Regions from separate parts of the Mus musculus genome. Here all the other regions are linked to region 3. A link is a loop called in an ENCODE intact Hi-C map of the cell type or tissue named here. Cell type or tissue: heart. All regions are shown on one strand. Each heading gives the region's core, and the rest is flanking DNA. Links, peaks and the distances in the headings are about the cores only. Region 1 overlaps Dtnbp1 (dystrobrevin binding protein 1). Region 2 has its middle 8.9 kb from the start of Gm33684. Region 3 holds the start of Gm33195 (a long non-coding RNA gene). Region 4 overlaps Jarid2 (jumonji, AT rich interactive domain 2). Region 5 holds the start of Gm33489 (a long non-coding RNA gene). Region 6 holds the start of Jarid2 (jumonji, AT rich interactive domain 2). Region 7 has its middle 12 kb from the start of Gm33489.

What was found. Hi-C counts contacts between places; a loop is a spot of excess contacts. Peaks named below come from ENCODE experiments on the same cell type or tissue, not always from the same donor. Only the 100,000 strongest peaks of a DNase experiment are listed, where the experiment ranks them.
Region 1: a loop joins it to region 3, with 3 times the contacts of the local background. A loop is called at or near these places in 18 of 42 quality-filtered maps.
Region 2: it touches region 3 in a loop (2.6-fold over the local background); 4 of 42 quality-filtered maps call a loop at or near these places.
Region 4: a loop joins it to region 3, with 2.5 times the contacts of the local background. A loop is called at or near these places in 11 of 42 quality-filtered maps.
Region 5: a loop joins it to region 3, with 5 times the contacts of the local background. A loop is called at or near these places in 4 of 42 quality-filtered maps.
Region 6: a loop joins it to region 3, with 4 times the contacts of the local background. A loop is called at or near these places in 16 of 42 quality-filtered maps.
Region 7: it touches region 3 in a loop (3-fold over the local background); 6 of 42 quality-filtered maps call a loop at or near these places.

What each region holds. Positions count from the first base shown.
Region 1 is chr13:44,976,244-44,980,243 of GRCm38, reverse strand. The region is part of intron 5 of Dtnbp1 (dystrobrevin binding protein 1); the gene reads left to right. Among named protein-coding and RNA genes, the nearest start is that of Dtnbp1, 24 kb to the left of the region's middle. In heart, for the core only: a CTCF peak has its summit at 2,246 (motif pointing right); no DNase peak of the experiment used is centred there.
Region 2 is chr13:44,157,209-44,161,759 of GRCm38, reverse strand. No RefSeq gene overlaps it. Among named protein-coding and RNA genes, the nearest start is that of Gm33684, 8.9 kb to the right of the region's middle. In heart, for the core only: a CTCF peak has its summit at 2,037; a DNase peak (open chromatin) is centred at 2,139.
Region 3 is chr13:43,862,504-43,867,054 of GRCm38, reverse strand. It overlaps Gm33195 (a long non-coding RNA gene), which reads right to left and starts at 3,841. Exons shown (of 3, transcript XR_873323.2): 1 at 3,728-3,841; 2 at 1,016-1,233; 3 at 1-747. In heart, for the core only: CTCF peaks have their summits at 2,092 and 2,298 (motif pointing left); DNase peaks (open chromatin) are centred at 1,754, 2,344 and 3,154; H3K4me3 peaks cover 1,620 bases; H3K27ac peaks cover 3,111 bases.
Region 4 is chr13:44,831,747-44,836,297 of GRCm38, reverse strand. All of the region lies in intron 2 of Jarid2 (jumonji, AT rich interactive domain 2), which reads right to left. Among named protein-coding and RNA genes, the nearest start is that of Jarid2, 100 kb to the right of the region's middle. In heart, for the core only: a CTCF peak has its summit at 2,710; no DNase peak of the experiment used is centred there.
Region 5 is chr13:44,044,702-44,049,252 of GRCm38, reverse strand. Gm33489 (a long non-coding RNA gene) reads left to right here and starts at 4,134. Exons shown (of 4, transcript XR_382281.3): 1 at 4,134-4,352. In heart, for the core only: no CTCF peak of the experiment used is centred there; a DNase peak (open chromatin) is centred at 2,622; H3K27ac peaks cover 1,229 bases.
Region 6 is chr13:44,728,964-44,733,514 of GRCm38, reverse strand. Jarid2 (jumonji, AT rich interactive domain 2) reads right to left here and starts at 2,244. Exons shown (of 18, transcript NM_001205043.1): 1 at 1,599-2,244. The coding sequence starts at 1,643. In heart, for the core only: a CTCF peak has its summit at 2,127; DNase peaks (open chromatin) are centred at 2,254, 2,854 and 3,684; H3K4me3 peaks cover 3,967 bases; H3K27ac peaks cover 3,884 bases.
Region 7 is chr13:44,054,445-44,058,995 of GRCm38, reverse strand. No RefSeq gene overlaps it. Among named protein-coding and RNA genes, the nearest start is that of Gm33489, 12 kb to the right of the region's middle. In heart, for the core only: no CTCF peak of the experiment used is centred there; DNase peaks (open chromatin) are centred at 615, 2,695 and 3,135; H3K27ac peaks cover 3,889 bases.

The DNA.
Region 1 (4,000 bases), core at 1-4,000, 1.1 Mb before region 3:
CATGTGAGATAGCATCTTGTCAACACAGAATATGCTCAAAGAAAGTTGTTTTGAAATTGTAACACTTTTATCTAAACAACTTAATTTCATAGAATCAGTACTGATACCATAATGGAAGCTTTATAAAACCTGGTTTTATGGGTTAGCTTTTTAAAAATGTCTTTGTCATTGATGTACTTTAGGAACTAATATTCAGTGAGCTCGGGCATCATTCTTAGGTTCTGGAAGTGTTTAGTGTTTCAAATGATAATTCATACATTATTGAGTTTCCTTTTTGATAGCTTCAAAATATTAAGTGCCCTGTCATAACCTAAAAATTTGGGCATCATCTCACAAGGCTTAACTAGTTAAACAATACCAAAATTTAAATGCAACTTAGAAGAAAATAGTAACTGACCTTAACTGTGATTTTTTTTAAAGTGTGTGTGTGTGTGTGTGTGTGTGTGTGCGCACGCGCACATCCCCATTTGCCCTCCCGTGACTACATTCATGAGTTTGAGTGTGGGCATACATGCTGTGGTGTGCATGTGGAGGTCAGAGGGCAACCTTGAGTGTCTCTTCCCACTTTCCTTCTGTCTGTGTTGGCCTAGCTGGCCTGTGAGCCTCCGGTGATTCACTAGTCTCTACTGCCCATTTCCCTGTGGTAGTGTTGGGGTTACAGATGGGGACTGCAGTGTTTGGCTTCTAAAATGGGTTCTGGAGATCTGAGCCTAGGTTCTGAACGGAGAGCTCTAGCCAATGGCTATCTTATTATCCCAACTTTGACTTTTGTTTTCCTGGCTCTGTGGGATGTAATACATTATCCACTCGTTCTCTCCATTTTCCAGGCATCGTACATCTTTTGGTCTTGGCATTGTTTTCTGGATGATCTGCCTTATAAGAGTAAGGGATCTATATTATGTCATGATGCTTTCAGCTGTGCTAGCCTGTGGCTTAATAAATAGGAGTCTTGGAAACCTAGCCCCTCAGGAATTGTTAAGTAGCAAAGGCTAATCCATTCTTATTGATTTTTTTTTTTTTTTTTTTTGGATGTGGTCCATCTAGCTTACAAATGCTTGTTTAATTGATAGCTACTGGTAAGACTGCGATTTAGGAAATAAAGATAAAGGTATGCTGGAAAGTGAGAAACTGGATGTGAACTCTGATCTCTGAGACAGTGTTCCTTGCTTCGTTCTCTGCTACAAATGAAGATCAGGATAAACTGGCCCTCCATGCCTGCAGTAGGTTCTGCATCCATAGATTCAGCCAACTGGACACAGAAAATATTTATTTAAAATTGCTTATATTGAACACATATACAATTTTTTCCCCAATCATGTCATTTCCTAAATAATGCACTACAGGCATTCACATAATATCTTCTACATTGTATTTGGTATTTTAAATCATCTGTGGGAACCAGTCCCCCAGGGACCTGCTTGTGAGGGTAGTTGGAGGATTAACTGAGATGACAATGTCAACTCACTTAGCACAGTGCCTACTATGTCTCTCCTGTGTACTGTGGCCCTGCGTACTGTGCTCTAGAGCAAGCCTGAGTGTCTGCCATGAGGGGACTGACAATCTACTAGAAGTTTGTCTAACTTGGCAAATTTACAAAATCTTTCTTTCTTTCTTTCTTTTTGTAACAAAAGATGGATACTATGTAGTTTAGATTGGGAGACAAAACCATGATATTAAGTGTTGGAAGATGAGGGCTGGGATGTAGTTCAGTTTGTAAAGCTTTTACCTAGAATGCAGGAAGCCCCGGGTTTCAACCGCTGTCTAGCATAAATCAGCAGCCAGCGTCGATGCACAGCGCAATCCCAGCACTTGGGAGGGAGAGGCAGGGGAATCTGAAGTTCACAGCCGTCCTCTGCTACCTGTGTTACATGAGACTCATCTTTTAAAAGATCCATCCAAATGTGACAGGATAAACAGCGTAGTAGTTTGTGCATCGAGAAATGCTTTTAAGGATAAAACAGAGTTCGTATTAGATGAAATAGTCACTATGTACTCTAATCAAAGACTAGGACATATGAGTCCAGAAAGCACTGTATTGTTATTGCTAGGCATGGTGCTTCATGCATATATTTAGGAAGCTAAATATATTCATTCCAGTATTTAGGAAGCTGAGGTAGGAGGAGGGCCTTGAGTTGCAAGCACCTGGGCCAAAGGGTGAATTTGAGTTTCAGTTCAGTGTGATCTGGTGAAGTAGGAAAAAAAAATAAAAAACCCTTCACTTATTGAGTTCTCTTGAATTTCCACTAGAGGGCAGTCTAATCATGTTCCTTTAGCAAATTTAAACTGTCAAGGCCTTGTCTTTCTGTTTTTTCTATTACTTAATTTTGTGTGATCTGCTTGAAGATTGTTCCTTTGTCTACAATAGAACAGTCCACTAATTCTAAGATAGGTAGCAGCCATATATTGAGTTTCTGTGTTGCTTTTGATGGGTCTTCTATCACTGTGTGGCTTTCTCTATATAGACTGTGAGAGCATCTAGTAGGAACTTTAATGGCTGTGTTTCACAAACCAGATCAGCTTGCCCAAGTTCCTTCCAGGGTTAGTCCCATCACAGGGTACAGCAACTCTCTCGGCACCTTTTTAGTCTACTATGAGAATCTCATTTGTTCTCTAATGGCTTTTGCAAGTTAATGCACCTTTTAAAGATTCCTTATTAGCATATCATCATTACTGTATTGCCTCAGTACATAAAAGTGGGGCGCAAGCATTTGAAGAGTTTTCCATTTTTTAGCTCCTGGCCCCTATGACCTATGAGTATGCAGACAAAGAAGACACCTTTGTTCTGTGAGGCTAATTATTTTGATTAGAAAGAAGCTCATTAAATGTGAAATAATCTTAGTATGCTACTTCAATCTTCACATCTCAGGCTGTACTACGTACGGATCATATCTACTTGAAACAAATGGCACAAAGGAAAATTGCAGGCTGAATTGTTCCCCTCTGGGGTGGTCTTCTCACCAAGATCTGTGGAGCTCTTTCTTGCACAGCTGTCAGGCATTCCCAAGTGGCTCTCACAGTGAAATTCCCTGTTGTCTCCACCAGTCACTTAAAGAGACATGCTGTTAGAGTGAGCAGGATGCTGAGAGAATGCTGAGGCTTGACTTCCTTGTCTGTGGAGCCTTGCTAGTGTGTGTGTGTATTCTAAGTTGTACATTTACTCATTTGTGTAGCTGGTATTGTAGCAGGTGAGTAGGTTGTATTAGGGTAGTTAAATTTCTGCAAATTTAAAATAAATATTTGGAATACATATCATGTATCTATTCATGATAATTTAATTAAAAAGGTATAAATGTAACATTTTTTCCTATACTTTACTGACTTGGTTTGGTGTGAGTTGGAATGCAGAGTTGGTGCAGTGGCAGCTGTTTGTCCTCCTGGCAGGTGAGAGGCAGAGGAAGACCATCCTTGACCATGAGTACAGAGCCAGCTGGGCAGCCTGGAACCCTGTCTCACTAAACAAAAGGAAGACTTGACATGGAACAATTCCCACTGCCTTTTCTGCTCCAATTTAGGATCAGGTGGTAAAGTTTGATGCGACTAGGAAGGTAGCATCACGTGACTTAATGTTTCCTAAGTCCTCTGTTTTAAGTTAGTCTTTTACAAAGTTTGACATAAGTTCTTAATTTAGATTAATATGAATCATAGAATAATAAAATCGCCAGAATTTTGTTGAATTCCCCAGGCTACCCAGATTAAGTGTTAGGCAATACAAAGACACAGGATGCAGTATTTAGACCTTAGCTGACTCCTGGGGGGGATGAAGGAACAAGTAGCCACAGAGTGTCAGTGAGGTGAGTCTTCATGAAGTCTAGAAGCATGGATAAAAATACAGCCAATGTCTGGGCCAGGGCTAGCATGGAGCCTAGTGTGACACTGGGGATAAGGAGGGAAGGAGGGAGTGGGGAGGAAGGTAGGGAGGGAGGAGGGAGGAGGAGAAAGGGGCAATCAGAGCAGCCCCATCCCAGCCACAGCCGGAATGGAGGCAGGGCACACAGGGTTC
Region 2 (4,551 bases), core at 365-4,364, 290 kb before region 3:
TTATAGCTATGCTCACCTATGTTGACATAAGATTTTTACCATCTTCTCAATTTTTGAGTCCAATGCTCACTTTAAGTTTTTGTGTGGCTATGAGTTTAATTGCTGTCAGCCTTGGGTTGGCTGGATGCTGATAGGTTTAAGGAATGAATCCATTCACTCAGCAAGCAGATCTGGGTTTCTCCTTATCAAGCAAGAGACACTTCTCTATGGTTGGGGCCAGGCGCTCACCTATCAGGATTTGGCCCTGGCTCACACAGTAGAACTCGTTTAAGATCACAGGGAAATGGTTAAGAAATGATTCTACAGTAGCAAGCTATCCTGTGGGTATGACCAGAAGATGCCGTGCTGAGAATCTGAAGAGCTTGACTTCCATTGGACAGGATATCAAGATTCTAAATTTGAAACTTACATTCTCTTGTCTAGAATTTCTGTGTTCCATTCCTTATTCTATAACCAGCCTCTAAGAGACCTCTGTTGGCATCTACCATATAGAGATGCCCAAACCAGGGTGATCTATGACAAGCAGAATGTTGAGAAAGTGATGGTGAACCCCCTTCTAAGCTTAGGCTACAATCATATCATGGCTTTGGTCTTGGCTGGTATGTCTCACTTTGCTTCTTTCTTGGACCATTCTATCCAGGGAACTAAACTTTCAGGTTGTGAGCATCCATCCCTGTGTTAGGTATTGGGTCTACAGACGCTTCAGTTTGGATCCACTTGTGGCACTGTTGAGAGGTGGTAGAACTTTTAGGAGCTTGGGCCCAGTGGAAGGAAGTTATGTTGTTGATGACATACCCTTGAAGAAGATATTGGGATTCTGGCTCCTTCTTTTTCTCTTTGCTTACCAGCTGTCACGAGGTGAGCAGCTTCCTCCAACACACTCTCCACTGTGATTTACAGCCTTACCATAAGTCTCAAGTGTCAGGATCAGGCAGTCAGAGACTGAAACCATGAGCCCAAAGAAACCTTTCCTCCTTTAAATTTTCTTATCTCCTTGCATTTTGTCATAGTAACGCAAAAGTGACTAGTATAATAGAGATGAGAAATACCCCTTCTCTATAAAACAAATTCAGTTGAGACCGGGCAGTGCTGTGAAGCAGATACAATGTAGTTGGAAGATATGGACAAGGCCCCAGGTGGAGCTGACAAGCTGCCTAGCGGATTCAGGAAAGCTACTTTGCTTTAGCTTCAGTTTGCTGAAGATTTGCCTTTTAAACTTTAGGGAGGAAAATAGATTCCTTTGAGGTGACTGGGGAAAAGGGAAAGAGTGGGTCTTCCAGGCAGACAGCTGTGCATATGAGGGAAGGAGATTGGGCTCATTAACAATATAGTGGGAGAAAATAACTTTTTGGAGCTTTCATTTATGGGTCCCACTGAAAACATAAGGAAAGCATGAGAAATGTGTTTTAAATTCTTACAGTTCCTTAAGTTTTAAGTTACGAGTGATCGCTTGAAACTCTTAGACCACTTGAGATCTACACTGTCCAATATGGTAGCCATCAGACACGTGTGGCTGTTCAGTTGATGAACTAGCCCAAATCAAATACGATGGAGTATAAACAACCAAATTTTGAAGACAGACCAAAGAAAAGTAATGTCTCTCATGAGTAACTTTAACACTGAGTTGGGGAGATGACTCAGTAATTTGCTGGCTGTGTAAGCTTTGTCCCCAGTTGTTTTTTCTTTTCTTTTTTTTTTTTTTTAAATCCAGATGTGCTAATACTCCTTGATAATCTCAGTGTTGGGAAAGCAGAGACTCCCAGGGGATCTCTGACCAGCCAGCCTGGATGAATCAAAGAGTCTCAAAAACCAAGATAGATATAATTCTGAAGAAAAACACTCAAGGCTGACCTCTTGCCTACATAAACATGTGCACATGCACGTACATGAACACACACATGCATATCCAAACCTAAGTACATTTTGAAATGCCTTGATGGAAAAGCTCTTAACACTATCATGTGTCAGTGTGGCATTTTTAATATATTAGGTTGCACAGAACGCATCTTTCTGATCAATTTCACCCATTTTCTCTTTTTTTGCAAATGGGCCACTAGGGTGTTTAACGCTCTACCCATGACTGTCCAGTGTGGCTATTTTTGGCTTCCTGCAGCCTAGCACTGGTTAGTTGGCTCTGGCAACATAGAGCAAAAGAGCCACAGGCACCAGTAGCTGTTCCGTCAGATGGATCAAAGGCATGGATGGGAGTGGCAGCCTGTGGGATGCTCTTGCTCACTGAGCTGAGTGGTCCAGGGTGAGGTCTAGGAACAATGTAGCTGGGAGGAGAGGATGTCAAGGTTCAGAATCCAGAGCTGAGTTCCCAGGTGCTGAGCAGCCTCAGACACATAAGCCTAACACAAGCATCTAGATGCCTTGTGGGCAAGAATGTGTCCATCAGGCTGCTTCCTGGACCTGGAACTGTCTCAGTTCAGAACTGTGCAGAGAAGCTCCAGCTTCTGTCTCCCGGCACTTCACGCTTGCCTTTGCTTTTACTTTCCAGGGCTTCCGTTGCCCATGTTCAATTCCAGCCCTAAAATATTAAGTGGAAAATTCCAGAAATAAAGAATCCACAAACTGTAGTAAATTTTATTGCAGTGCATTATCATAATGGTTCTATTTCATTGTTAGTTATTGTAACTCTTGTTATACTTGATTGATAAATCAAAGTTCATCATAAATATGTATATATATGAAATCTCTCTCTCTCTCTGTGTTTGTGTGTGTGTGTAACATTGCTGTTGTGTAGATGTTCTGCTACTCGATTTTCATGATGTTTTTGTTAGAATTAGGGTTTTTTGTTGTTGCTGGTCTTTGGGTTTTTTATTTTGCTTTTGCTTGCTTGTTTGTTTGTTTCATTTTGTTTGTTTGTTTGTTTGTTTGTTAAGGTCTTACTATGTAGGTCAGGTGGTCTAAACTGTATAGCCTCAGTTGACCTTGAACTCATGACAGTCTTTCCACTTCAGTCTAAGAATTAAGATTACAGCCATGAATCACCACAATGGACGGTAATCATAACAATTTATAAATAAAATCAGTGACACTCTGAGTACAGAGGTTGGCTGTTTCCTCCAGAGCTTGCTGTCAAACCATAAATACTTGAGACCTAGATGGCTTCATGGGAAGCAGGGCCCTGCCATCTAGGGCTTTCCCAATGTGTAGAATATAACACCATGGAAAAACACAAACTATCGCGTATCTCAGCACTCATGCGTTAAGCTGGGAGCCCAAGGGACAACAGCCACTGCTAGATTAATGAGATGTAAACTCTACCACATATAAAACCTGACAGCTAGAAAGCGAATCTGTCAGAACTCTAGGGGCTGGGGAAAGGGGAAACAGAGTTTCCCGTGAGAAACACTTACCTTGAGCCAGCACTCCCCCATCCCAACACTCCTCCCCGAATCATGAGCATTTGGTCAGAAATCACATTACTTATAGGGGCTGATAAAACTTCTTGCAAAAAAAAAAAAAAAGAAAAAGAAAGAAGAAAGAAAGAGAGAAAGGAAGAAAGAAGGAAAGAAAAAAGGAAAGGAAGAAAAAAGAAAAAAGATGGTTCAGAAAATCCTAGAGTAATATCACCACCAGGTCTATTTTATGTTTAGATTTACATATATCTCAAAATATAATGTCTAGGAACAAAACTGTATATACAATGGATTTTTAAAAAGTATGTGATTGAACAGACTAATGAAGAAATAGTGAACGGAGAACCGGAATATTGGCCTAAACGAAACATTCATTCATGTGCCCATGAGACAGAATTGGAAAATATGAAAGAAAGATTAAGAGAGAGAGAGAGAGTGAGCATGCGCTGAGGTGTGCCTGATGAAACAGCTCTAGCGTTGGATGTCCTAACTAGCCACAGGTGGCTACTACAGGGGAGTCACCAGTTTAACTGCTCTCTAATCAGTGTTCCAGAAGGGGTTAATTGTAGTGGGGAAGAGGCACAATCCAAGAGATAATAGCTGAAAAAATTTTCAGAATTAACCAATCATATTAATAATTATCCTAGAAAGTCCTGAAGTCATCTGTTTTCTGTTCCTGTAACAAAATACCCAAGTCAGGGTAACGGTTCTAGAGTCAAGGGATCTAGAGGGTCACCAGTGTCGCTGGTGATCTTCTGGTGAAGGTCTTAAGGCAGGTGAGGTACGTTGGGAAAGCATACGTGGGAAGAACAGGTCATATCTTCAAACAAGGACCCAGAGGGAGGCTGGAGTCCTATGGTCCGTTTTAAAGTCACATCCTCAAACTTACCTAAGAACCTCCCACTTACAGGCTCCACCAGCTCTCGGTGCTGTTTTTCTGGACATCAAGCCAGCATCTCACAAACAGTAAGGGATACAAGCAAACCAAGTTTGAACCATAGCATTCCCTAAATCTAAGTCAGAGGATTACAAATAAAGGACATCTGAAGGCTTTGGAGATAAACTGCAGGACAATAGTGAGGAGATACTTAAAAAGCAGCCAGAGAGAAGACAATAGTTACAAAGTAGCTGTTGATTAGGCCAGGAGGTGGTTGTTACAAAGTAGCTGTTAATTAGGTCAGGAGGT
Region 3 (4,551 bases), core at 307-4,306:
AGGACACTAATGGAACGTATGATATGTATGTAGGACCATAATGTCAATGTTTACTGTCACCACTCCCCAGTTCAACACAATCTCACTGAATGGCCTTCCTGGTCCATCCCGGGATTTGTGAACCGTCTGTGTGTCCAGACAACCTGAGATGTGACCATTGCATTGACTTCTCGGCATTCCCAGAGGTAGGCTCCCGTGTGTGAGCTCCTGCTTGCTGTACAGTTGCTTCAGCTTCTCTGTTTTGCCAATCACTGGTCTGTGACTCAGGCCTTTTGTCCCAGTCTGTTGTCTGTAATAAAACACCTTAATCGGGGAAACTTGAAGAGCAGAGAATGTATTGCTCACTCGCTGTTCTGGAGGGTGAGAATTTGAAGACCAAGGTGCTAGCAGATTTGGTGCCTGGTGAGGGCCCACTCCTTGCTGAATAGGTGGTGACGTGTGGGTGTTCCTCACATGACTGAAGGGGCCAAGACAACCCTTTTCAATCACCTCCTTTATAAGGGCGTATCTGAGTCATAACTGAATCACATCTCCAGAGACCGCACCTCCTAATATGATCACATTATATATTGGGTTTCAACATACATTAGGGAATGGGAAACAACATTCAGACCACAGTAGGTCTAGTAGGTTCAACTGTGCCTGAGTGGTGATATACCTGGAATATGGCAATGCATCCATGCTGGCTCACTCCTGGGGGAATAATCTTGTGGGGTTTTCAATTCTCTCCCCATTGCTGGACATCTCCTAAAAATGGTTCCGTGGCATAGCCAACCTATTCTACTAGGAGGCCACTCACTCTGATGAAGGGAGTGTTAGTACATCTAGTAACCCAAGGGAGGTTAGTACATCTGTGTTTTGCTAACTCTTGGAAACAGAGACTGTTTAGCAGCCCTTCCACCCCTCTCCCTCCTCACCCCTCTCCCTCCCCACCCTTCCCCACTCCTGACTTCACTTTCACCACAACAGGTAGCTGACTCTGTGTTTCCATGGTTCCCCCAAATCCAGGACACACCTGTAAATCTCTCCAGGTGATTCTTTGATATTCACCTATGTAGACTCTGTTCTGTTTCCTGCTGGTCTCTCCTAGGTCCTGAGTCCGGAAAGGACATCCTCCAAGCAAAATCCAAGAGATAGTCTACACCTCTCCTCGGAGCACAGGTGGGAGAGTGTAGACCTAGCAAGCCCAGCAAAAATTCCAGACTCAGTTACACCAGGCTTCTTTCGGGAGTCCTGTTAGATGCAAATGAATGTCAGGTTAAAACAGACAAAAGATACCTGGAGATCACCTGAGTGCGACTCAAAGGCTCTGCCCAAGTGACAGATCTTCTCCTGCCCTGTGGAAGCCCAGGTGTGTTTCCCCTCCCATCTCCACATTTAGCAGTGCAGCTCCATCACCACTAATGCTGCCGTCTGTCTGCCTCGCTCAGACTCAGTTCTTTCAAGACGTCGCCAGAACTAGAGACAATCCTCAGAACACCTGTTTTAAGGTAAAAAACGCAGAGGGGGCAGGTTTGTGCCTACGGAAGAGGGGAGCTTAGACAACAGGAAGGAGGCATATGATTCCCGCACAGGACAAGGAGAGGAAAAACAAAACAAAACAAAACAAAACACCAAAAAACGAAGAGCGGCGGGTGGTGGGGGAGGGGGGTAGGCAGGCAGTAAGCCTTGAGGACTCTTAGGCCTCGCAATAAATGAGGACGCCTGGCGCCTGCGGCGGGGTCAAATGGGGTCAGACAAGCTTATCCCTGCGCCTGGGAATTGAGGGCATCCCGAGGACAGCTGTAGAACAAGAGTCTCCTGCGCCCTCCCCTTCTAGGCAGGTCAGGAACCATGGAGGCAGGAGCTCTCTCAAGGTAGTGTCAGCGGCATATATCTCTGAAATGGAAGCGACGTCGGGCTCTGTTCAGAATCCCGACGAGAGACAAAGAGTAGCTGTCAGTGTTGTTCGCCTCCACGAGAATCGATGCTTGCTGTAGGTCCCTAAAGCCCAAACCAAACCAAACACTCCTGGAAATATCAACAGACTTTGCATCTGTGACAGGCTCCCCCAAACTGTTTCTCCGAGCTCTTAACAACAAATGCATGCCTTTGCAAATCGCCCCCAAAGCCACCCAGGACATCGGCGGCTACCCCACCCCCACCCGATCCCTTGCCTCCAGGCCGCCCGGGAGGGCTCACGGCCTGGGCGCATCTGCTGGAAAGACTGGAAAACTTTTGCCAGACCAAGGCTGGTCCGGTGCTTCCAGGGGCGTGTAGCCACGCAGCACGGCACTGCCACCTTGTGGCCGGCGGCGGCATCGCTGACGACAGCCAGCAGCAGCCAGCGCAGGACTGGAGCCTGAGGCTGGGCAGCAGCGCACGTCCGCAGGAAAGCACTAGGCTAGCAGGGGCAGGGGCGGAGCGCGCTGGCGCCGGTCACGTGGGTTAGCAACAGGCAGCAGCCAATGACCGCGCTAGTCAGGTGGCGCGTGCGCTCGGAGACTCCGGGAAGGCGTGGAAGGCTCTGCCTCTGCAGAGCAGGCTGCCTGGGGGAGTGGCGGGTCGTTGTGGTTGGAGTTCCGACCTCGCTGTAGAGCTGGCGAACCAGATCTTTAGCAGAGACCTCTATGGGGGACAGCGAGTGAATGAAGAGATGGCAGAAGGGACATGCCCTTGTCCCCCTGCTTCAACCACTTGTTGCTTTTGCTAAAAGCCTTAGTCTGTCACCTAGATGCTCGTACAGGATTAAACAGAGTAAGGATGCTCCTGGTTGTCAGTGGCTCAGTGCCCTAGAACTTCTTGCTACAAATGGTATCAAGATCTTAAGGAGCCTAAAGGATTGGTCAGCGGAGGACAAAGCAGAGAAAGCCAGGAATTGGGTCACAGAGGGGGAAAAAAAGTCAATTTAGTTGGTTTTAATTTTCCCCATTGGAAAAGCCGCATTCAAAAGTACAAAGAATGACTTTTGTGGTAATCCCACCATGTTGACATAAACCAGCCCACCCTTGAACACTGAGCTGACCACACTACAAAATGTTAGGTGGGGGAATCAGAATGGGCTCTGACAAGTCCAGTCTCCAAGGGTTTTTGGGGCCGAGCACATTGTTTCTTGTGAATGGCCTCTCTCCCTCTCTCCCGTCTGGTTGTGGTTCCCCTTGCACACTGCCCCTCTGTAACAAATCCAGGATTGCCCCCAGGTGGCATCTAACCCACCCTGTATTTCGGGGCACTTTGAAGGACTATAAGCTGTTTCACCATTGTAGGATGCTGTTACAGAGGCAAAAATGGCTCCGCCTCCAGAATCTAGCCATCCTTAACATCCCCCTCCAAGTTATTCTTTGACAGCCTGCACCCACTGCTAACTACTCAACTGAAGGGGTAACTTTCTAGCCTCTTGTCTTTTATCGTTTTTTTTTCTCTTGAAGGTCATTCGGGGTCAGATTGACCCCAAAGGTGGTGGAAATGACCTGTCCGCTAAGAACAGGAAGAAGTTTGGGGGAATCTTCCAAGACAGCTTCCTTGAGAGTAGCCATGCCTTTCATCCACAGATCTCACTCTGTCCCAACTTCACCTGAGCCAGAGAGAGTCCTCAGAACACCAGATTTAAAGTAAAAAATACGACATCTCAAGCTTGTGACCATGGGAGAGGGAACTTAGGTAACTGGAAGTGGCCATAACACACACACACACACACACGCACACACACACACACACACGACAAGGGAAAGGGGCAGAGGTAGCTAACCTTGAGGACTCTCCTAGGCCTTGCACTCCAATGAGGACTCCTGGTGCCTTCAGCATAACCAAATGGGGTCAGACATGCTTATCTGACCATGTGTTTTCTTCTTTTATGTATATATTAACACCTGAGTTTAACCATTACTTTATACAACAGGCCTCGTAGACCCACTAAGTCCTGGCTAATAATTATATTTCTGCAAGTTCCTGGCTGGTATATATGTTTACATTTTGAGTCCATGAATATGTATTTAGTTCTAAGTAGCAGATCCCACAGAGCCACATAGGTACTAGAGAATACCATTGCATGGAGAGAGAACTGGCAAGTGAGGTAGATTCCTGAAATAAGTGAGCAGAGATCACCCTGCCGCCACAGCCAGGCGCCAAACCTTCTCCCCTCCACTGGTTGATGAGTCTGCATCTGCTTCCTCCAGCTCCGGACCCCAGTCTTCAGTTCTTCTTGGGGTTCTTTTGATCACGGAACAACTGTCCCTGTGTTTAACAGTTATAAACACAGTGAGACTTATGGGCCAGGGAATCACAAAGGAGACAGAGCCGCGCCTGGCTCCAGCCTTGGCTCTTGCATTTGACAAAAATCCCTAACACTCAGCACATTCTGACAGTCTGAACTTGGTTTTCTTCAGCTCCAGGATAGGATGGAGTTTCTTACTTGGCAACTGCACAGGGTTGGGACTCAAGGTCCCAGCTTTCTCATTTACAAATTGAGGGATATGAACTTTTTGGGTTTTTTTTTTTTCTGTAGCTGATTCCCTTAAAAGAAAAAGGCAGTGTAAAAGCCCAGCAGATGAAGCCACAGGTTGGCTGTAATGG
Region 4 (4,551 bases), core at 282-4,281, 970 kb before region 3:
GACAGAGACTTCACAAGGACCTTCCATGCATTCATCCAAAGGGGAAAAAAAAAAAAGACAACTCCTGGTCCAAAAATACAATGTAGACAATATGCCATATAAATACCAGAAAGTCATTCTCTGCCATACCCAATGAATGGGACAAAGCTAACACCTGTGTGTGTGTGTGTGTGTGTGTGTGTGTGTGTGTGAGTGAGAGAGAGAGAGAGAGAGAGAGAGAGAGAGTGTGAGAGAGAGAGAGAGAGAGAGAGAGAGAGAGAGAGAGAGAGAGAGAGATTGTTAGTTTACCATCTGGGTCCTGGGGATCAGGCCCAGGTCTGCATGTATATATGTGTGCCATTTGTACTCAGTGCACTTACTTGGAAATCAGAAACAAATCGTCAGTACCCATGTAAGTGCAACTAGAGCTACCATGTGAGTGGTTGTTGGGAACCAAACCAGCGTCCTTTTATCTACAAGAAAAAAGTGTTCCTCTCTGGGGGCAGAGGATAAGTACAAGGCCAGTCTGCTCTTCAGTGCTGGACTCAGGACAGCCAAGCCCACCCAAGAAAAACCACAAGTGTTCTAAACCATAGAGCAATGTCTCAAGACCCACAAAACCCAAAGCCCTTATGATGCTCAAAAAACTCTGCTTTAGAGGTGCTTTGGATCTCAGATTTCCTAATTATGTTTAGCCATCAAAGTCTCCAAATATACTGCAAAATCTGTAAACTTACTGCTACGGATTATTTCTGGTAATCTGATTATTTCTGCTACTAAGAGAATGAAAATTAAGATCCAATGTCAATGTTCATTCCAACACATTCAAAATTTTTGATGTGTTCAATATTGCTTGAGATGGCTAGAATCCAGGAATTCTGGCTTAATATGACTTGACAGATTGTAATGTGGATGACTATAAAGTATACCCTCGTTCAGTTTGAAATAACTGTTCAAAATAGGTCCAAAGGTTTTTTTCTTCCACTGTTTCATATTTACACCATTTGGATATTTTTCCATTCTTTGTTTTTTCCCTCCAAATAAGGTTTCTCCTTCCAAATGAGCAAGCAGAAACCTTTCTCATGCAGCTCAAAGGCAGTTAAACCACTACCACCGCAGGCAGCTCACAGATCTCAAGGGCAAGCAACTGCATACAGCGGTAGGAGCACCTGCTAATTCGGACCACCTTCTATGCTCGTAGGACAGTCCTTCCTTACCCACGCCATGGAGGAGAGCCTGCAAGGGGAAAGTAAAGGTGGCCGGGTCAAAGCCATAGCTCTTAGTATTAGAATGGATCCTGATTTCAAGGTACTGACATCCAGAACCTTGGAACGGTGCACACCTGGTCTTCAATTCTTTCCAAGTGGTCTGCTCCTGCGTGCAGCTGCCTCAACCCTAATCACCTTCTGCAGGGTGTGCTTTCTACTAAGACGTCAAAGGAATCCTCACCGATTCTGAGACTGACACTCCTGAGAGAGAGAAAAATTACTACTTTACTTTTAGAAATAGAAAAACAACAGGAGCCAAACATATAGGGCTTTCTGCTGCAGAAAGATTATGTCTGGAGTGAAGGAGATCCTGTAGGGCTTCTCTTAGTGTTGCCATGCCCTGTTTAAAGTCCATGGGAAACTACAACAGCCTATCCAGGCAGAAGGACAAAAGGATTCCCATGAGGAAAGAAGGTAAGGGTCACTTTTCCAGGAAAAGAACCAGGACGGGCTGAGGTGCTTGCAGAGGATGGAGATAATGCAGAATGAAGAGAAGAAGTAGTTATAAATACCATCTATGAACCATGTGAGCAGTTGCAGAAATGAGCTCTCTTTTTTTTCTTGGTTTTTCGAGACAGGGTTTCTCTGTATAGCCCTGGCTGTCCTGGAACTCACTTTGTAGACCAGGTTGGCCTCGAACTCAGAAATCCGACTGCCTCTACCTCTCGAGTGCTGGGATTAAAGGCATGCCCCACCACGCCCGGCAGAAATGAGCATTTTAACTGACTCTCCTGCTTCCACTGGATTCCATTAAGAATACATTTTTACATATTTGTATTTTCTTTCAATTTCTTTAACATCAATTAAAATCATATTTGTGTTTGAGATACTAAAAGGATGCTGCTCCCCAAGAACCTATTGTAAATTTAAAATAAGCATCTGTGGTTTTACAAGAAATGTTGTTAGGCGTTATTATGACCTGGTTATTGTTTGGGAATTGAATTTAGTGAAAATAATCTATGATATAAGGAGATATAACTGTGTGTCGAGTGGTGAATGACAAGGGGTGGATAGCAATTCTAGGTTGTCAATTTGACTTTATCTGGAATGAACTATAACCAGACAGAAATGGTGGTCACACTCGTGTTCCAGATCTCTAGGCTGGAATAGACACAGGGTTTTAATCCAGATCATGAGGTAGGATGACACACTTTTGATCAGGATCTTGACGGGATTGACACGCACTGCACTTTTAAGCCAGATCTTGAGGTACACTCCTTCTAAATGGCCTGTACTCCATCCAGTAGCCAGACTGAACCCAGCCAAATAGATTCAGCTGTACCTGTCTTTGATACAAGGCACAGTTTGGGATTACAAAGACGGCTCCTTAACATACATCAGCTCAAATAAGTAAGAGCAGATTACTCCTCAAACACTATTCCTAAACTTCACTGTTCTGCACAGAGAGGCTAAGAAACTGGACTTATGTGCACACTATTGTCCACTACCAAGACCAACCACTTGATGGCAATCTTAACCTATTCCCTTGGAAGACTTCTACACAAGCAAGGAGAGCCTGGGAAGGCTAGCAGAGCAGAACATTTGTGGGGTGCATAGTGTAGAAGGGGCTAGAAAGGCTATCTCCACATAGTCGAGATGTGCAGCACGTGGTGAGAATGAGAGGAGGAAGCAGGCAAACAGGAGATGCTAGCCTCCCACTGGAGTCCAACCCTACCTCTGCAGGAACTGGTAGGAGATGCATGTCTCTCAAACAGTTCAAAAAAATAGAAACCTAAGGCATCACAGTGCTTTCACATGACATTTCTCAGAACAACTTAAGGATCGACAGGGACAGCGACAAGCAACAATCAATTGACAGCACACTTCCACTAGTATCAGAACACTTCCAGGAATCAAAAGGTAGAGGTGCAAGTTTAAAATTACCGTAAGACTTTAAAGAAGCAAATCCTATGAGCACTTTGGGACAAGGCTTTCTTTCTAGTGTGCTTGTTTTGTAAGAACTGGGAAGATAGCCCTATCTATGACTAAGGCTGCCTGCCACCATGCCCAGTGACCTCTGTAACCCCATGGACCCAACTCTCAACAAGCTGTCTTCTGACTTTCACATGTTCACCACAGCATACAACGTCCCATCCCACACAAATAAAATGCATAAAACTCTTCTAATAAAGTAGAGTACATAGTAACCCACTCTGTACAAGCCAAAGTCCCGTGCAGAATGGGTAAATTTCCCTCATAGTTAGAACACCATGAGATCGTGCCCACGAGTGTGGCGCATCAGACTGTCTTCTAGCAAAGCTAGACCCAAAGACTTGTGCAGTATTAAAGAAGGCGGCAAGATGCAATCCCACGGGGGGTGGGGGGGACCACCTCTTTGGGAACAGTGGTGGCACAATACTAAAAACTGAATCAGCTTCTTGTATCTATTAGACAAGCAGTCCACATCCCTTCGAGACCCCCAGGTTGGCAAACCCTTAAGATCTACTGCTTGAGTCTGCCAAGTATCTAGGATTGCAGCATGGGCATGTGTCCCTGTGACAAAATAAAATAGCTTTTCACTAGATTCATTACTAAGTATGAGTCCTTTGAAAATTCTCCCAAGTCATGGAAGAAACAAAAGAAATAATAAATGAATGGGTTTTATTTAAGGAGAGAGCTTCAGATCTCCCAAGAGCCGAATCAGTAGTGAGACACAAAGCATGAAATGATACACTCATAGAAATGGGGGACATGTGGAGGAAGTGGCCCACTCTGCAGATTTATCCTCAGGGCTGGCCGGACACAGATGACCCTTCTCTTAAGCAGAAGTGGTAAACTACTAAGCTACTCATGTTCCTATCATCCTCCCAGCTTCCTCAGATGAGACAGCTATAAAGTTTTGTGAACTTTGGGAGGAAGGGTATGGGGGTGGGGGGCATGCCAAGAGGATAGATGAAATTTTGGCAGCAAAATAGATTAAGAAATGAATTGTAAATTAAGGGGTTTATACATACCTAGTATTACTAGATACTTTAAAATATCGGTAATCACTCTGCTAGCTTCAAAGATACACCGTATGTAGGACTTCTAACATTCATGTAGCTTAGAAATAAAAACGTATTTTCAACTGGTGGCGGGGTAGATAGAGCATTTCCACAAAGACTGCAACACTACAGAAGTTCACTGTGCTAAACAATATTTATAGCACCATCAATATACATATTAGAGTTTAAAACATGAAATGTGTTAAATTTAAAAACACATGTGGCCTTATCATTTCACAAGAATGAACACTAATAAGCAGATCCTATTACTCAAATTCCTACTCCTGTGTAGGAATCAAGAACTTTCTAGTGATCCTAGG
Region 5 (4,551 bases), core at 335-4,334, 180 kb before region 3:
GTGACTAGAATTAGCCACAAAGGAGCCAGACACACAACTCCCTGTGTTTGCTTATAACATCTTTGCCTTTACCTTTTTGCATAGGTGCTCCAATTTCTTCACTCTCTTAGTTATGTCTATTGCTGTAATAGGACATCATGGCCCAGGCAACTTATAGAAGAGTGTTTATTTACGGCTTACAGTTTCAGAGGATTAGAGTTCATGACCATCATGGCAGAGGGCAGCATAACAGTGGTCAGGAAGGCATGGTGCTGGGGTGGTAGCTGAGGGTTTACATCTTGAGACATAGAAGAGAGAGAGACAGAGAGACAGAGAGAGAGAGAGAGAGACAGAGACAGAGACAGAGAGACAGGTAATGGGCTATATTATGGTGTAAATCCAAAATATCCTCCATAGACTGGTAAGTTAAATCCCTGGTCCTCCATTGCTGCTGGTCTTTCAAGAGTTTGTGGAAGCTTTGGGGTGGTGGGTCCTGGCTGATGGAAGTGGCTCTGTGGGAACAAGCTTGAGTGGCACAGCCTGGCCCTGCATCTTCTCCTGCTCTCTGCTTTCTGATCCATCTCCCCTGTGAAGAACCTCGCCATATGTTTCTGCCGCGATGGACCGATCCCAAAAATCTTCCCTCTCATGATGGACTGCACCTTTTGAGACCCTGAGCCCAAACTAATCTCTTCTCCTTTAGATTGCTTGCATTACTTATTTTGTTATGGAAACAAGAAAAGAAACTAACTCAAGGGGTCTTTGGCTCATGGGGCCTATTATTGCAAGCATCAAGATTTGACTCCAAAACCAAACAAAGCTATAAAGCATACACCTTTAGCTAATGCACTCCCATTGTAAGCAACAGAAGCTGAAGGTCTTAGACAGCTCTCCCAAGCATCTCGCTCTCCTCTCATGTCTTACATGGATCTTAGTAACTAATTCTTGTGAGCATAGATAGGTGCAACAGCCTCCCAACATTTATTGTACCTTCTGTATGCTCGGCTGTTCCAGCATACAGATTTCAGAAATACAGGCCTATCAGGTTGTGAATAGACAGACCCAAGGTCCCACTCACCAATGGTTCGGAGAAGCCCATTTCTCCTTTATGCATGAACACTTCTAAAATGTGTTACAAAATTATTCGTTCTCGACACTGAGTATTGTATAGCGCACAGGAGGAAAGACGACGAGGCCAATGAATTGTTTGTTAAAAAGCAAGCAAACAGTAAAGCTGACTAGAACCACGAAACACCTTTTTGTAGGGCTGCCATCGTGTTGGAAGGAACAAGGTAATTCTAGGACACAAAACAGAGGCTTGGGAATTCTGAGAAGACTGAAAACAAGTTCCCAACGTTGACTTGGGGCATGGGTTAGTTATATAAATACTAGCCACCAGATATCTCAGGAAGACTGTCCTCAAACTTGACATTCACAGTATGTCCATCACACAATGACTGTCACAGAGTGAACCTCACACGGGGTCCATCATACAATGGCAATCACATGTGATTGGACTCTATTCTGTGTGTGCTTGTGGACTCTAGATCTCTGTGACACTGGAGTCTATTCTGTTTGTGGTGGGTGCTTGCCATACTTAAAATTGTGGAAGGTCTTATTGTTGTTTGTTTTTTGTTTTTTTTTTTAAGTCTGCTTTCTTCCAAGCCAGTGTAGAGTTTAGATAGACACTCTGTGGTATCTTGACCTTCTCACAAACAGTCTGGCTTTGTTCAAGTTTGTTTAAGCACAACATACTTAACTGCTATGGCCAACCCAGGTCCCTGCAGCATAGATACTCAGATTCTGCACCCTCCCAAGAGCCCAACAGTCCTTCTTTCTTGGGTCACTTGGAATCGCTATTTTCAAATTGAGAAAGTAAAAATGATATGGGGACAAGTGTCAAAGCAAGTATTTTCCTTCTTAAACTCCAATTCGTGAGGACATTTCTATTGAAGCAGGTAGTCCCCCCCCCCTTTCTCCTGAGTACAGAGGAAGACACATACCCCCCCCAAAATCTAGTCTCTTTCTTTGATCCCTGTTTGACACCAATTCATATTTCTCATATTTTTTAATGTTTAAAACAAGTATTTGGGAGAAGGGGGTACACATGAGTGCAGAATGTTTATGGGGAAGTCAGCGGATAGCTACAGGAGTTAGTTCTCTCTTTCCATCACGGAAGTCCCAAATATCAAACTCAGGCTTAGCAACAAGTGAACCCCCTAGCCAGTCTGACATCTTAGCCTGCCAACCGCCTAGCAACCACTTCTTATGTGATCATTGAAATCATGGAGAAGCTAGCACCAGGCTCAACTCAGTGATTATAAGATTCTCTAAGTAGCTTCCCTTGCTGTTTAATTTGAGACCTGTCCACCGTGTCCTTTGGCCACCTGCATGTGCAGTCACATCTGTTCTGGACCGCTGTTCTAGAATGCTCTTTGCCTTCCATAGAGTTGGTGATGTGTAGGACAGTCAGTAAAGTAAACTCTCCCCAAACATGAGTGAGCCTCACAAGGAATCCTTTGTATCAGCTGGGGCACTCCCATCAAGTTGTCCAGGGAAAGTTCACATGATCTCATTTCCCTCTCTTAACGTGACTAACTTAGGCACAAGACAGAAATATTCTTAGGAGATAGATGGCTTCCTCCCTCTCAGAGCTGGCTTAGAATAGAGGAACAAGGCCCCTGGGGGTCAAAGCAAGACCTCATGAACCCTCGATACTTTAAGACAAACAATGGGGACCTTATTCTAAATTTAGTTTGTAAGTAAAGGTTTTCCTGCAGGCTTCCTTCCTCACTGACCCAATGATGCTATGTCCTGGTACCTCCCCCCTCTCCCTCCCACCCCCAATCCCTTGTCTACCATTTTCTTCAAATGGCCTCTCTACTTAGATTTTTTTCCCTCCATAATTCTGCACAACAGAAAAAGACAAATAGATTTTTTTTCCTATACAACCTCACAACCATCGGATTAGAAGAAAAGGTGAGACTTGGAAAAGAGGGAAGATGGTGTCTTTAACATTAATTTCTGTGTCCCTGTGTTGTCGACACTAGGAGACGGAATGTTGGGAAGTACCTGGAATTAGTCTTTAGAGTCGGAAATCCCTCGTTGGGACTGAAGGCTTTACCAGAAGAAGAACAAATTCTTGAGTTGTCCTGCTTCATATCTAAGACAAAGCTAGGTCTCTTCCATGCTTAGGAAGTTTCCAAGCTGGGATGCCACTTCTAGACAAGGCTGTCATGTGCACTAAAACCCATAAGCCCTAAATTCCACACGATTTGTTCAGGGTGAAAACTCTAACCAGCAGTTCATTACACCAGACTGTCCTTCAGTAAGGTCACTGCCACACCACCTCTACTGTCCTGCTCTTGACATGAGGAAAATTCTCTGTTAAGAAAAAAAAAAAGCATCTAACAGGATGGAAACAGGGTGGTGGGAGCTGGATTCTGTATAAACAGTCTTCCATCCTATAGATTGACCAAGAACAACAAAAGGCCTCAAATCCACAGTCGTCAGGTAGAGACCCCAGGATACCAAAGTGTACTCTTCCTCCAGAAAACTAGATCCCTTATGTCACCTACAAAGATCAGTGTGTGTGTGTTCCTTGTGTGTCCAATGCCATCTTCTTTGCTATTGTTTGTTAGTCTGTATTAGGATATGAAGCCCATGGCGGCCTCAGATTTACAGTCCTTCTACCTTTGCTTTCCAGGCACTGCACAAGTATTTTAAATGGAACCAACACAATCATTTATTGCCATTGTTGGAGCACATCTCTGCTTCTTTTCCATGAACACAAGATAAAGCTATGGGCACATAGGTAGGAGCCACACTGTATAAAACTATGAACGTGTGTAAATTAAATGTTGTTATGTACATTGTATAAACTCTCACAGTTCAAGAGAAACAGGACTATGCTTCCTCCTTCTCCCCGTCCATCCTTGAATCAGGCTCTCTGTAGCTCAGGCTGTCTTTGAACTCATGACTCTCCTACTTTTCACTTCTCAAGTGCTGGGATAACAAGGGTGTTCCATAGTGCTGGCTCAGCATTGGAGATTTGAAATCCTCTGATGCAGGGACCAGCAGCCTCGAATCTATTTCCCTGGGAGACCTGCTCTCAGAAGCACTGTGAGACGCCCTTCTCCTCTGAGCCTGAGCTCTTCCCCTCCCTATTCAGCCTGGCTGCCGAAATGGCCGGCAGTGCGCAGGTACTGCCAGGTACGTCCTTCCCTCTCCATCACGCGCTCTGTTGGCCCCTCTGAGCAGAGTTTGCACCCATCTGCTCCTCTCACCCTTCCAGGCTGAAATAGGAGGTGTTGCTTTGTGGTGTTCCTACCACAGAAGACACAAGCCAGGAGCAACAAGGAAAAATATGGAGCGTAAGCCCCCCCCCCCCAACCACCCTCCACCACCCCCGTTTCCAGGTCATCAGCATGCGAGCAAACATGCATGAAAGTAAGTGCTAATGTGTTGCATGATTCAGTGTTTGCGAGACTCTCAACCCAGATAGCATAGGCCACGCCCCAGCATTACACGGTAACGAATTCTAATCACAACCCGTGCATGATGGCTGAAGCA
Region 6 (4,551 bases), core at 293-4,292, 870 kb before region 3:
CCGGCCGGCTGCGTCCGGAGCACCGCGTGAGCAGACTCGGCTCCCGCAGCAGCAACTCACGCTCTGCCTCGCACAGCCACCGCCGGCTTGCGGCCGGATGTCCAGACTCCACAGGGTCCGCTGGCCTCCAGCAAAAAAAAACAAAAAAACAAAATGCCTACCCACGGTGTTCTCCAACTTATCGGGGTCCGGGATAGGGTGGGGGTTCTCGTCCCAAGTTCTACCCCATATCCTTTGTGGCTACGTCAGGAGACATGCTCTGGGAAGGAGTCCACGCTCCAAGGCAAGGCTGTGTGTCCATGCAGTTTCTACACATCGAGTTTAAACTAGTCCTTTGCGCTTTACCCGGCCCACTGCAATGCGGATGTATTTTAATTCTTAAATTCCTTATGGAGTAGGCTTTGTAAGTTGAGCTTCATTTAATCTTACGTTTCTTTCAAGTTAAGTTTACGTGTATAGATTAGGATCAGCTCTCCGGGAGAAATTCAGGTTTTCCATTAAATGTGTGTGTGTGTACACATTTAACAAAACCACTGCCCAGAAGGTCATCTCCCATTATACACTCCTCTCTAACCAAAAAGGAAAAATATTAAGACCAAATCATCGACCCTAGTTAAATAAAACTTTCTCATAGGGTCGCATTGTTCTTTATTTATCTTCAAGGGCCTTTTTTTTTTCTGGGGGAAAAAAGTGTACTTTGCTCTAAAGCATACGCAGCTAACCACCGGATCACTCGAGTGCATATTTGGTTAATCCCCTGGTTTCCCTCTCTACTCCCTCCCCCCAAACTTACAAAAAAAAAAAAAAAAAAAAAAAAGCCACTACACAAAACAAAAACACTCCCTATGCCAAGCAAGACGCTGCTATACTGTGCACAAAACAAACCTAACCATCACAACCCAATCTCAGAAACCCAGTTTTCAGGGAGAAATTATTCGTATTAACATGCATTCACTCAGGCACACATATACTTTTACATGAGCTATGTTTTTCCCCTCAAACTAGAAACCATGAATCTTTAGAACCAAAACCAGCCTCTTTATAAAAGTCAATACCAATAAATGCATTCCCAGTAACATGATTCCCAACTGGGTCATGTTGCAAGCTAGATAAGCCAAAAGGGCCACATATATTAAATGATGTGCCAGTGCTAGAAGATCGCCATAATCGTACTCTGGATTGCAACTTAGCTTCCAACACACATACCTTACACGATTTTCCAAATAACACTAATAACAGGCTCATTTGTATGCAAAGTGCAATATGGGACCAAATCCGCCCGAGAATGCAGTTAGATCACTGCGGGGGCCCCCACACACAGAACCCCAACCTCCACCAAAACCCCTTGCCTTTCACCAAAACTACATCAACGTTGTGTCATTCGAGGTCAATTTATATACTTGAGGTATCTCTACACCAGTCTGTTTTCTCAACCAAACTAGGCAGACACGACTTTGCCTGAAAAGCCCTTTCGGAAAAGAAAGAGCTTTATCGGACGCTGTTTAAAACCTTTCAGCTGCAGAATTATCTATAAACTTGACATTCACAACCATCGCTTAAAACTGCAAGCCAAAGGATGTGTTGTTAAGAGCACTTACGTATTTCTTCTGAATGATATTCCTCTTGGGTCTTTCCTTGCTCATTCTGAGATCCAAATGCTGATTGCAAAAGGGGACAATTGCTTCATGAATTTAAAGCCGTCAGAAATTTGCAAAAAAATATCCTGGTGGTTTTTATTGTTGTTGGTGGTGGTTGATCTTGTAATCCGACTTTTCTTCCTCTTCCCCCAAAACCAGATTCGCCTTGAAATAAATCCGAAATTGAGAAGGATAAAAGAAAAAATATAAAAAGAGCCAAAGACGAGCGAAGCAAACAAGAAAAATTCACTTTAGTAAAACACTCATAATGGAAAATTTCCCCCGAAACATACAACAGACACAAAAAAAGAAAAGAAAAAAAAAGAAGAAAAAAAAAAAAACCGACGCCCTTCACTCCCCCCCTTTTTCTTCCAAAAACTACATCAGCGAAACGTGAAGGTCCTTAGTATCTGATCTGTAGTTACATCTTGAAGAAGAAAAAAGGAAAAGATAAATTTAAAATGTTGGAAGTCACGTTTGTGCTGCAGCAGCAGTGCGAGCAGAAGAGTCAACTCCAGCGGCGGCGGTGGCGGCGGCAGCACCACAGCGGAGGGCTCGCCGAGTCTCTTTTTTCCAAGCCCCTTAACCAATGAGAGAGAGGCTAGCCAGCCCAACTTTAAATGGACTCTGCTTTTATACAAGTTAGGGCTCCTCGGCTAATTCGCCACCTCCCGCCAGCCGAAAACTCCCACAGCTGAGCCCCCCGCACGCCTGCCTAACCTCTGCCCACAAGCCCCGGCCCGGTGCGGAGAACTCCCGCAGCCCCGTCGACGAGACCCCGGAAAGGCCTCCACGAAGCCTCTGCGGGCCGCCCGTCAGGCGCCTCTCCCACGCCGAGCCCAGTCGTGGAATTGAGAGAGGCTCCCTAGCTCAATGCATGGCACGCTCGGTCGCTCCACCTCAGCCCCTTCCCCCCCCCCCCCCCCACCCGCAGTCCGCTCACCCAACAGTCGCCGCATGCAAACCTTCGCCACTGCCCTCACGTCTACCTGCAGCCGGGCAGCTGGGTACCAGTGCCCCAGGACGCCCGGCCCGGGGGAGAGCCGCCTATTCCCGGGGCACCTTAGAATAGTCCCCTTGATCTTCTGGAAGTTGTAGTCCCTTGACTACAAAATGGCTATGGCCACGGAAGCGAAGAACTACAATTCCCAGCGTGCCCCACGCCTCCTGTCACTCAACTCCCTTTTCCCCGATCGCTTCCCCCTCCCCCTTCCCCGGGCCCTGCCAACAAACGCTTGGACGTGTCCCGCGTGCGACACTGCTAGAGGCTGGCTCGGGATTGGCCCGCGGAGCGTGTGGTCCGGGAGCGAGGAACTCCCCACGCCGGCCCCGCCCCCCAGTCCCCTCCCCGCGGGGGCCGCCCTCCCGGCCCGGCCCGGCTCGGCCCGGCCCCGCGCGCCCCGCCCCGCCCCCACCCCGGGCGCGAACCGCCTGTGGAATCGAGGAATCGGCGCGCGAGAGCGCGCCCGCGGGCCCGCGAGGGCAAGCCGCCAGGCTTCCCGGGGGAAAGGCCTCGGAGCGTGGCGGCGGCGGCGGCGGGGGGCGGTGTCAGCGAGGGGTTGGAGCGGGTCCTCAGCCAAACTGGGCCACGCACCAAGAGGGATCCTCGCTCGGTGCGAACTCGCTGATCGGCAGCGCCCGCTTGCTTCAGCCGTTGCCGGCGGTGTCACCTCAGGACAAGCGCCCGTGTGCCGAGCAAGCGGGCGGCCGCTCGGCCGCCGGGGTGGTCCGAGGTCACGGCTCCAAGCCGGCCCGCGGCCGCACGCGACCCCACGCGCGAGGCAGACGCGGCTGGGGCAGCCTCCCGGCGAAAGCTCGCGGCCTCGTGGTCGCCGGCCCGCGTGCCCGCCCCTGTCCCCGGGGCCGACGCGACCCTAGGCCGTCGCCGGTGGCTCCGAGGTGAAGCCCCGCCGTCCCTGGAGACGGTGAAGGGGGTCTTTACCCTCAGGACTAGGGCTGTCCGCGACCGAGACTCCCAACGCCGAGGTGAAACCGTGAACGGAAAAATGGAGACCGACCCCCCAACACAGGCAGCCCGTAAGGAAGCGTCTCGAACACTGAGTGCCCGAGAGCCCAATGGTCTGTGCCCCGCAGCCTTACCTGCCCCAGCCCCTGCCCTGCCCAGGCTCGCCAGTCGCTCAGATCAATGGATCGCAGGCCCTGCTGTCGCTCTCGGGGGCATTCGCAGGAACTTTAGCACGGCTCCCAGCCTCGGCGCTAATTTCCTGGTTCTAACCTATGGTCTTCAAGGTCCTGCTTTTCAAATCTGACTGGCTAGCCTCAGGGAAGCGAAAAGGCTTGGAGCCTCTCCCATCCACCTGCAGACACACATTGGCTTCTTCCTCTCTCTCCTCCCGGGCAGTCGGTTCCCAAAACAAGCACTCCCGAGTCACGACCATTCCACTGTTAGTCGCAACAGGGCAACTTAGTCATGGTGTCTAGAAGGTTCTAAAAAAGCGAGTTAACACCTATGGATTCAGAGGTCACAGTGGCCACTTCAGACAAGTTGAGCGATGGCTTTCCTAAGCTGCTCAGTTTCCACATCTGCAAGTTGATTCCGGCCAAAGCTTATGGAGAGGATTATAAAGTAACAAAACCCTAGTTTAGAACCATGCAGGTTATTGGACTGTTTCATGAGTTGACATAAGACACCCTTATTTTTAAAAAGTTATACCTCATTATTTGTCTTATTTTTTAAGTTTCTAAAACTCATGTTCATTTTACAAGCAGAAAAATTAATTGCCTGTGTGTCTTAAATAATGCACAAATTGTTCACTGTTTCCGTTTGGTTGGAATGATCGAATACATTTCTATTTTACAGTTCAGTTTTGACCACCCAAGTGACTTTATGGTCGTCTTGACACAAGGTGCTTTCCAAACCCATTCGGATCATTACGACCTGTACACTAGAGGT
Region 7 (4,551 bases), core at 254-4,253, 190 kb before region 3:
AACTCCAAAAGCCTCAGAATAAGACTATGCTTAGAAATCAGAGGTGCAGGCTGGTGGGCTCGTTCAACAGGGGAGGGTGTGCTTGCTTAAGCCTTACCACCTAAGTCCCATCACCAGGACTTCACGGTGGGAGGGGGAAACTAACTCCAGCAAGTTGCCCTCTGCCTTCCCCATGCGCGCTGCACACGCACAAAGGAACACAGATTCTCAAATTAAAAGTAAGTGAGTGTTTAGAAAGAGTTTTACAGGTCTAAGAATTGATCATGGTGATTCTATTCTGGAGCAGAGTGGGCTTACCGCCCTGTAAGACCTGAGCATCCTCATAATAAAAGAAACGTAGACACATAAGGAGAACATTGTGTAAAGGTTAGAGTCTGGCTACCATGAGCAAAGGATCTACCAGAAGGCAGGAGAGAAGCTTAAAATAGATCTCTTCCTAGTGCCTAAAAGGGAGCAGGGTTCCCCCAATGTCCTGTGCTAGGAGCTCCAGATTTAGAACAGTGTGATAACAAATGTCTGCTTTTCGAAGCCACCTAATAGAAAGTACTTGGCCCTGGCAGTTGAATATGGTCTTCTCCTTGTCACTTCTGCCTTGCATTCCCCTCTGACCCAAATCTGAAAGCTGCCATCCTCATGCCACAGAACAGTGAACCCTGCCTGTGTCTTTGACCTTCATGAGTTCTGTCTTAGGTCTGTGTGATAGCCATGCTTGGACCTCTCAGGCTTTGAGGCAAAGAAGTCAAGTGTTGGATGGCTTAAGAACATTGGCATCTGAAAGGTGTCAATTGTACGGCCCTGGTTGAGCCTAGAAATGCAGGCAGGAACAGAAACGGACCGCAGGGGCAGATCCACAGTCTGAACTGTGTGTTTGTAACTCATGGGTGAGTAAATAAACTGGTACAGGGGGCTGGAGAGATGGCTCAGTGGGTAAGAGCACTGACTGCTCTTCTGAAGGTCCTGAGTTCAAATCCCAGCAACCACATGGTGGTTCACAACCATCTGTAATGAGATCTGACTCCCTTTTCTGGAGTGTCTGAAGACAGCTACAGTGTACTTACATATAATAAAAATAAATAAATCTTACAAAAAACAAAACAAAACTGGTACAGTGGTAGTTATAGCCAAAGTATTCCCTAGTTTGGCATGTTTACAGGGAATATCAGTTCTCTCACTCTCTCTGTCTTTCTCTGTGTGTCTCTGTCTCTCTCTGTGTATGTGTGGCACGCACATATGCGCACTGAGATGACAGCGCTTATCTCACACTTAGCCTTGAACAGCTATGGACGTAAAACTGATAATAGATTAAAGAGAAAACATAGGTTCCTTTATGCACATCCATGCAGTTATTCAAGAGTGGCTCATAAAGACGAAGATTTGCTTATCAACCTCCACAAAAAAAGGTGAGACAAGTTTAAAGCATCAAGAGGAAGGGATGGAAGAGTCTTTGGTTTTCCTCAATGTCAATGGGAACCCACAATCTGTCTCCTTCTTGAATTTGTAAGAAACTCTTCAGAGGGGAGTTTTGAGCAGGGTAGAGTTTTGGAAGGTTCTACTTTAGTTAATAAGGCGAGTCATGAAAAGATTTTTAACTGTGTTTACATTAAGATAATATTTAAGCCCTTCAATACAAATATGCATATATGCCTATACATGGATGTACACATGCACATTACACACACACACACACACACACACACACACACACACACACACACATGCATACGTGTGTCTTGAGTTGCTGAATGGCCATTTTCCCAATAGTTTTGAGTACTCTGATTCTGGAGGGGACATTATGCTAGCTTCACCTTCTAGGTTCGGAGTAAACCAGCCTCACATAGGGTCTCTACTTGGACCATTTACTGTATTCATTCAAACCACTCTCACGCCGTCTCTTCCTTCACTCATCTCTGCCCTTTCCTAAGACTCTGGGAGATGAAGGAGCAGTGAGCATCGGCTGGGTGGTTTCCTTGCTCACCCCTTCTGGATCTTTGGCTGCTTGGGACATTTCCCAAGGACCCTCAGAAACAGCAGCGAAGGAACAAGTGCTTCAGATGGCTCGTGCTCCCGTGTGAGCCTGCTTGGAAGAGAGCCAGAGCTATCTGGGTTTTAACATCCCTTGAATCCCAACATTTGGGAAACTTGGTGTATTAAACCCTCTTGCCATGTCCCCAATGTAATATAAGAATCTCTTTACACAGCGAGGTCCCTGCTGGTTCTTGACGGTGCCCACAGAAATTATTCTTTGTAGTTTAAGGACATTTCTCCCTCCTTCCTCTTCGGGGAGGGCGCAGATGGACCACTCCCCAGGGTTCTGCATCCCATCTCAGGTCCAGCTGTAATGTTTATAGCATTTCCCACACCCCACACTCGGCCTGCCCCACCCACTGGGGTCGCCTGCTTTAGCAGGGGTTTCACCCACAAAAGAAATGTTGCTGGAAAGCCGATTTGTCAAGAAAAGGTGACTTTTCTAAAGAATGGTTGGCTCAAGTAAGGGGGAGAAACATCCCTGGTCACATGTGTGGCCAAGTCCCCGTGGATGTTTCCGTTCAAGAGGTTCACCGCCTTTGCTACTGTTGAGCATCAGCATTGAGCATCGGGAAGGTGCTTTGAATAGATGCCTTTGCTGACAGGGATCCCTTCGCTTTGTGAATAGAGAGATTACTAAACAATGGAGCTATTACATAAGGAGCAGGGGCTGGCTGGAGCCAACAGATCTGTACCCTAGGTTTACAGAGCTATAATTATCCAAAGTTTTAAAACACAATGATGTCTGCTGAAAAGGAACATCTGGGAGGGAACCAAGCCATCCCCATTAAAGGCACTGCGTGCATCCCGCAGATTGGATGACTTCAAGTTAATGGGGTGGCGATTTTTTTTTCCCAGATGTCACTCAAGTTAACAAATGTGCCGAAAGGTTTAAGCAGAACAAATGTGCGGAGGGGAAAAATTCCAGATCAAGGAAAGATTTATAAGATCAACTAGAACTTGGCTGCAGAAAGCATTCCAGGCGGCCGTGATGAACGCTCACGGGGAGAAAGCAAGACTTTACGAGGATTTTTCCCATATGAAAATGAAAGCCTCTTCCAGTTGTCATTTCATTTCAAAATAAACTCTCTTAACCTCCCGAGAACCCCGTGTGAAGAAGTAAGGCAGGCTGGGGTGGTGGACTCTGGACTAGGAGGTGGTGCTGCTCCTGGGCACATCAGTAGGTCTGGGAGACTGGACTCTTTATAAATAGATTTGTTCCCGGTGCCAACACTGAACTCTGCTTTGAGAATGTCAGTTACACCCTGCTATCTTCCACAGTGATCTTTCCTAAATCAAGCTGTAGTCCACAGGCTTAGGGCCCCTTGGCATATTTTCAAGTATACAGTTTACATAGCCAGTCTTTCCTGCTGAGGACACGTCTTCTACGTAAACAGCCAACACGTCTAAGAAAAGAATAAAACAGAAGGAAAGATTTCAAGTTCATTCTCTTCTGCCTAGGAGAATGGCTCCTTTTTTTTGTTTGTTTGTTTGTTACTTTCCCCGCCCCCACAAGGTCTCACTATGTAGCCCAGCCTGCTCTGGAACTCTCACTTTGTAGCCTAGGCTATCCTCAAAATCCAGGTATTCCTGCCTCAGCCCCCTGGGTGTTCCACTCACAGATAAGAGCCTAGGAGATGGTTGTCTTAGAGGAGTGAGTCTTATGGGGGTGGGAGGCAAGGGTCACGGGAGAAGAGTTTCTTCTTTCCTATCTTATAGGACATTGTGGCCGTGTCACCAAAGAGGTTGCTATGCACCTACAGCAGAAGCCTGATAGCATTTTGGTCATCCCAAGTGACACAGCAGGACTAACAGTAAGAAAATGTTCCCCCGTTTCCTCTAGCCACCTTGTCTGGCTGTCGCCACACTCAGTTCTTCTATGAGACCCTTTCCTCGCCTCCAGCACACTACTAGTCCTCTATTTGATGGTTTCTGCATACAATCCCTGGATTATGTTGACGGAGCGCATGACAGCTTTAACCAACATGTTCACCAAGGAGGGAACAAGTTTGAGGGAGTTTACCAGCATCCCCAAAGCTACTTGTGTCTAGCAGCAATATTATAGCAACATGAACATAAAAACAATAGTCACCAACAGAGCCACCCTACCGCCATTTGAGCAAGCCTGTTTGTCTCCGACCTTTCACCTGCATCCTCTACTGCTGTGTTATTTTCCCATTTCTAATACAGCCATCTACATGCAAATCGCTTCTATTCTGCAAAAGCCCCTAGAAATTCTGAACTCAGATGCACAGTGTTGAGGACTGAGCTTTGTTGCTTTGTTCTACACTTACTTGTCTGTTAGGTGAGTGTGAGGACCACTACACTGAAGAAACACCCTTAATTATTTGTGTGTGTGTGAGAGAGAGAGAGAGAGAGAGAGAGAGAGAAAGAGAGAGACAGAGACAGAGAGAGAGACAGAGAGACAGGGAGAGACAGAGACAGAGGCAGAGGCAGAGACAGAGAGAGTGTAAGAGCAAGATCATGCCACACAACAGTGCCTGAATCTAGACAAAGGTGTGACAA